Linked DNA regions of Mus musculus: region 2 is linked to region 1. A link is a loop called in an ENCODE intact Hi-C map of the cell type or tissue named here. Cell type or tissue: left cerebral cortex. All regions are shown on one strand. Each heading gives the region's core, and the rest is flanking DNA. Links, peaks and the distances in the headings are about the cores only. Region 1 holds the start of Mfap3l (microfibrillar-associated protein 3-like). Region 2 has its middle 55 kb from the start of Gm45650.

Region 1 (2,911 bases), core at 90-2,589:
AGATGGTATGAGTCATGATGTCTTACTCATCCTTGCAGCTTATGAAGCCTGGCCATAAAAGTTTGTGGGGAAGAAAATTTAATGTGAAATTTTAATGCATGAAGAGGCCTCAGGTGGAGGCAGAAGCAAGACCAATAAATTTACAGAGCCTCTGTTTGGAGCATGAGTATTAAATGGCTCTGTCTGCCTTTAATTAGTTATAATCACATAACCAACCAACCCCTATTCTTTTAACCCCATTCCACAGAGGTATCACGGCAAATTTAAAACCAACCATTTGCACCTTAATGCTGATTTTTACTATATGTGACTGGCCATGGAAACTGTCAGAATTGTAAGTGTTCCCCTGGGTTTTGCTAGAAAAGACAACTTGTATCCCAAATGCTAGAATGAATTCTAAGTTAGGCAAACACTACTATCTACATATTTCCTGAATTCATACAAACACACTTGCTTAATGACGCTATATGACTTGGGCTGAGACTGAACAATTTGGTTACTGCAAGTAGCTACTTGGCATTTAAGTGTCTGGAAGTTCTTGAAGAAAAATATTGAAAGCTCAAATTAAACAATAGCTGTGGTACTTAAATAGTCTTAAATTTTTCAATTGTTAGCCAAAAAGGGTGAGGAGTGGGGTTTGAATAAGGTCACATGAGTGTGAGGAGATTTATTTTTAAAAGAAATGGTCTGTTGTGTTCATCTAGTGTCACTAGCAAACCCAGGGGGCACAGAAGTACAAACCCAGCAACACTTGTAAGACCTAGGTGCTCAGCCCCCTGCTATCAATCAGAAAGACACAGCTAAGGAAAGATCCCACTTGTCTCTTTCTAAACAGCACAAGGCATAGCTAGGTGGAGCAATCAGGGCACATTGTAAACGTGGTGCATCACACAGAGCCAGGTAATGTAACCAGTCATGTGCTGGGCTCCTCAAACTTGTAAGTATTTTAATAGATGAATATGGGTAGCTGTAGGGGAAAACAGTAACATTACCTTAGAAGGTACAGATTGCATTTTTGTGCATTAGCTCACTGCCTGCAAACTACCTTGCTCTAATTTAGTCTCTCCTGAAAAACAATTCTTTTTCCATCTTGCAGATTTAATCCTGAACATTTTACTATGTTGAGTGTAGTAGCAACTTTAAAAAAAAAGTGTTTTGCCTGGGGGGGGGGGAGTGAGAAAACTTCAAAAACCACTGTTTCTGCAATGCTGATTCCAAGTTCCTAATATAAAGCTAGAGCAAATAAAGATTGCTACAGTAACCACACTTTGAACAAGTGTCTTTCAAAACAATGACGACGGAGCCATAATATTTTCTACAGGGTGAGCAGCTGATGTACCTGCAAACATCTTCTTTTCTTTTTTCCAGTTTGCTTTATAAACCTTGGAATTTGCGATCCCAGGCTAATTTAAAGAGGGAGACAAGCAATTCTCGGGCTTAAAAAGGATTGACTCGGCATTTACTTTTTTAGCCAAAGAAGGACGTTCCCCCATTCCAGGCCACCAGACAATTTGGTGTCAACTTGCTATGGTGGGAAATGCGACAAACTCCAAGAGCTCTCAAGACAAGGAAGCAGCTCTTAGCACCAGCTGCTTCCCACACTCCTGCAGCATCAGGACGCGGCGCTTCGGAGCTCCCCACGCCGCCTTCCGGGCAAAGGCCAGTACACCCTTCCCTGTCTGGGGAAACTGAGGCACCGTGACAAGAACGATCCACAGCTGGGCGAAGAGCCCTGTCTCTGCGTGGCATCCTCCTTCTCCCGGGAGATTGGGAAGGCTCTGTGCTAACGCGCTGTGGACAGCGCGCCCCTGGCCATCAGAAGGTTGTGGCACGAGCCTTGGACGCGACTGTCCCCAACCCGCCGGTCTCCGCCCTGCATGTACTTCCAGCATCCTGCGACCAGCCACGAGCTGGGAGAGCAGGGCACCTCCAGGCGCGTAGCCTCGCCAGCCCAGGCGTCCGAAAGTTCTGCAGCTCGGGCGGCCGCTGACCACAAACCCGGTGCGAGGCTCCCTCCTACTGTAGCCCGCCGCCCAGGCTCGCCCGCCCAGTGCCCTCACTGACCTGACACCGCTGCGCCACTCGGGTGGTCGCCGTGCACCTCTCGCCATGGCCACCCGGGGAGCTCTGCAGCACCGAGCGTGTACCAACCTCCTCCGCCGCCCGCGCCTCTTCTCGATGCGGGTTACGAGCCCCGCCGCCGGGAGCCGGAGCTTCCCACCTACGGGCTCCAGAGCCGGCGAGAGCCGAGCATGCCCAGTGCGGCTCCCGGCGGCGCCGAGGTCCGGTGCACTCTGCACAACCGGGTTTTCGCCGCAGCCGCGGCCCGGGGCGGGCCGCTGCGGGTGGTGGGCTCCGCCCACCCCGGGCTGGCCCTGCAGTCTGCAGGGAAGCATCGTGCTCAGAGAGCCCGGCCTCTGGGCGGGACCGGGCGGCCACTGGGCGGTGCTCCCGCGCTCCACCCTGCCTCTTCCTCCAGACTCAGTGGTGCTAGGGCAGCGTGACTGGTAATTGTGGGGAGGCAGGGCGCTGCCGGCGTTGTCACCTCAACTTTCCGGAGCGTCGCGTCTCAGTGGCGTTCAAGGACACGCAGGCAAAGGCGTCTTCGAATGTCATCTTGGATGCCACGGGCAACCAGCCTACCCACGCATTAACCAACCTAGTCTCTAAGGCTGTCTTGTCACAGCACCTCGCGAGCAGGAGCATATGGGGCCTCCTAGGCGGCCGGCCGCGCTGTCACAGCAAAAGCACAGTGGACGCCTCGAAGTGGCACGACAAGACACAGCAGGGTGTTTGCGGTGGATTCTGAGTGGTGTGGTTCCGCGAAAATTTATAAAACTGCCCCTTAAAATTATTTGCAGTTTCGACATTCTCTCTAAAGAGCAGTTAAGTTGTTCTGATGAGAAAAAAT
Region 2 (2,911 bases), core at 187-2,686, 140 kb before region 1:
ATTAACTTCTTTCTTCAGTCTCTGACATAATGAATATCCTTAAAATTTTAGGGATAACGGCATATATCCTCCTTTCATATGCTGGGTTTGGGATCGAAGCCAAGAAAACTCACCAGAAGAACTGAAAGCTTTATTTTTTGCTTGCACCAGGAGGTGGCTACTTCGGGATCTGAACGGAATCTCTGAAGAGAGATTGTACAACATTTTTATAGGATGGGAACACAAAGCAAGGGAGATTAGGTGGGATGTTGCATTGACCAATCATATTTTGACACAAGGGAAGTTAACATTGGTCTACCTGAGGTTAACTTTCAGGGTACTTGAGTCAGCTTTTGTAGTCCGCTTCCCCCCTGGACTCTGACCTGGCATTTTTTTTTAATTAGGTATTTTCCTCGTTTACATTTTCAATGCTATCCCAAAGGTCCCCCAAGCCCAGCCCCCCCAATCCCCTACCCACCCACTGCCCCTTTTTGGCCCTGGCGTTCCCCTGTACTGGGGCATATAAAGTTTGCAAGTCCAATGGGCCTCTCTTTGCAGTGATGACCGACTAGGCCATCTTTTGATACATATGCAGCTAAAGACAAGAGCTCCCGGGTACTGGTTAGTTCATATTGTTGTTCCACCTATAGGGTTGCAGATCCCTTTAGCTCCTTGGGTAATTTCTCTAGCTCCTCCATAAGGGACCTGGCATTTAAAGTGATAAGGGAACAAAGAAGTGGTCAAGCAGCTCTTAGTCAATTACAAGATGGCAACACATTTATGACTTGTGTGTTTTAGGTTAGATAACGGGATAACAGCATCTTTCCTCCTTACATCTGTTATTAGTTAACAGACAAACAGGAAACATTGGAAGAAGCAGGATAGGAGTTGGTTTCCGGGCCCTGGGAATGTAAACTCAGTTTTGATCCAGCCAGCAAGGTGAACTCGTTCCTGAGATGGCTGAACTCGGGGAACTACCTCCTAACACTCAGTCTTGCTCGTTTAAACAAGGGAAGGGCATTTCAGAGCTGCTCAATCTTATCTCCGCTCTAGCCAGGAAAGTCTGCATCCCAATCAATCAATGTTTTTGCATCTTATATTTAGCAGTGGCCCAGAAAATGTTGAGTTCCTAATTCAAAGTTTGTAATATTTTCATCCTTTCCTCTCATATGGAAGTTAAAGTTTCCATAACTATAATATGAAGAGGGATTAATTTAATACAAGACTCCTGGCCTTGGTGACAATATGCACAGCTTTGCCATCTGGGGTTTTGGTAAATTAGATTATGTTTTACAAACTGTGGTTTTCTTTCAAAAAGGCCAAATGCTATTTCCTGTCAGCTTTCTTAATTACCTGTCAATCATAATCCCTCCCCTAGAACTGATTACAGTGAGGGCTCTAAAGTTGTAGCTGGTCCAGCCATTATTTACTAGCAGAAAATGTGGCTAAAATTGACATGGAGTTGTCAAGAGTTAAATCTTGGGAAAATGTCTCAGAGGCCTTAGCTCTTCTCTTTAGTCAACTGTACAGATTTAGCAATTCTGCACTGCCTGAGCTTTCCAGACTTTCAACACCTAAAAATCCCTAACAAACTCCTGTCTGTGTGATGTGCAAAGACTGGTGAGTCACAGAGCCCAGAAAAGCACAATAGTCCATTTCAGGCTGAGAGGATGTAGGCGTTAGGATCACAAAAGAAACCTGGGCCTTGCTTGCAGCTCAGCCTACATATCCTGGCGGTGACTCTGTCTATAGTCCGGTTCCTGGCATAGTTCGCATTTTAGTCTTATGAGTCAGGGATTATGTGTGTCTACTGGGATGCTATAGGAACAGGTGGCATACAAAAACAATGCAGGAACAGGTGCAGAGAGAAATCAAATATTTTTTTTTGTCCCCAGTGAAGGAGGGAGAGGGGAGAAAGAGGAAATATGAGCATCTTTGGAATTTCCTCTGTTTGTTTGGTGGACAGAGTGACATCCACAAACACAGCCCCAGATGAGGTGATGAAGCAGTGGAGTTAAACGTGCTTCCAGCTCCATTTGTCTTTCCTACTGATGAGTTTCTGTACTTTGCTCAGGGAGAGTGATATTGCTGGGTAGGGATATCTCTCTGTTAAATTACTTGAGCGCCTCTTCAAGCTGTCAATCATCTCCCACTGTGTTTTTCCATCCATCTACTTAGAGAAGAGAAAAATCAGAAACACAAACACCTACAACTCTGTTCTATAGCTTCCCACGCATCTTTCTTACGCTTGTTTCTCTTCTCTTTGGAAACTACTACCGGAACTTCCTGGTGCACCTACACAGAAACATTCCAAGTCCAACTTAAGCCTCTGTCGTCTATAAAGCTTTTCACCAGACAGATTTTGACCTCTCTGTGACACTTTTGTGAAGACTCCACATATAAATTCATATTATATTTTACTTATATATTAAATATAATATATATTCATATTTTAACATATTAGTTATTTTTTGTTTTCTATCTAGACTGTGAACAATTCCAATTACTGGTACCTTTGGCAAATGTCTTGCATGTCTGTGAACAAAATGTACACGGGCCCCTTTATACATACTGGCTAGAAGTGTGAGCCACAGAAATTCAGTAAGGTTAAAAGAGGCGAGAGAAACAGGTGGAGAACTTACTTAAAAGAGGAGGGAGAAACAGGGGTGGAGAAGTGACTGGAGAGACCAAGCCTAGGGCTAATGTTGTCATGCATCTGCTCATTGGGTTGTCCTCCTTGTTTTAGAGGAGAGAGACTACATGCTTGATTCCATGCCCAGCAGCTGAAGGGTAAAAGACCTTAGAAGAAACAGAAGTTGGAGGCTGAGGTCAGGGAAACAGGTGAGGGCAGCCTATGTAGCAGGTTTTAATGAAGTTGGCAGGAGGCAAGCCAGGGAGGGGGTCTGTCTGCCCCATGGATGGAATGAATCGG

The links. A loop is a pair of places that touch in the nucleus more often than their neighbours do. Peaks named below come from ENCODE experiments on the same cell type or tissue, not always from the same donor. Only the 100,000 strongest peaks of a DNase experiment are listed, where the experiment ranks them.
Region 2: a loop joins it to region 1, with 3 times the contacts of the local background. A loop is called at or near these places in 3 of 42 quality-filtered maps.

What each region holds. Positions count from the first base shown.
Region 1 is chr8:60,632,212-60,635,122 of GRCm38, reverse strand. Mfap3l (microfibrillar-associated protein 3-like) reads right to left here and starts at 2,298. Exons shown (of 3, transcript NM_027756.5): 1 at 2,065-2,298. In left cerebral cortex, for the core only: CTCF peaks have their summits at 1,639 and 2,125; DNase peaks (open chromatin) are centred at 905, 1,652 and 2,386; H3K4me3 peaks cover 2,356 bases; H3K27ac peaks cover 1,331 bases.
Region 2 is chr8:60,772,391-60,775,301 of GRCm38, reverse strand. No RefSeq gene overlaps it. Among named protein-coding and RNA genes, the nearest start is that of Gm45650, 55 kb to the right of the region's middle. In left cerebral cortex, for the core only: a CTCF peak has its summit at 1,681; DNase peaks (open chromatin) are centred at 1,648 and 2,160.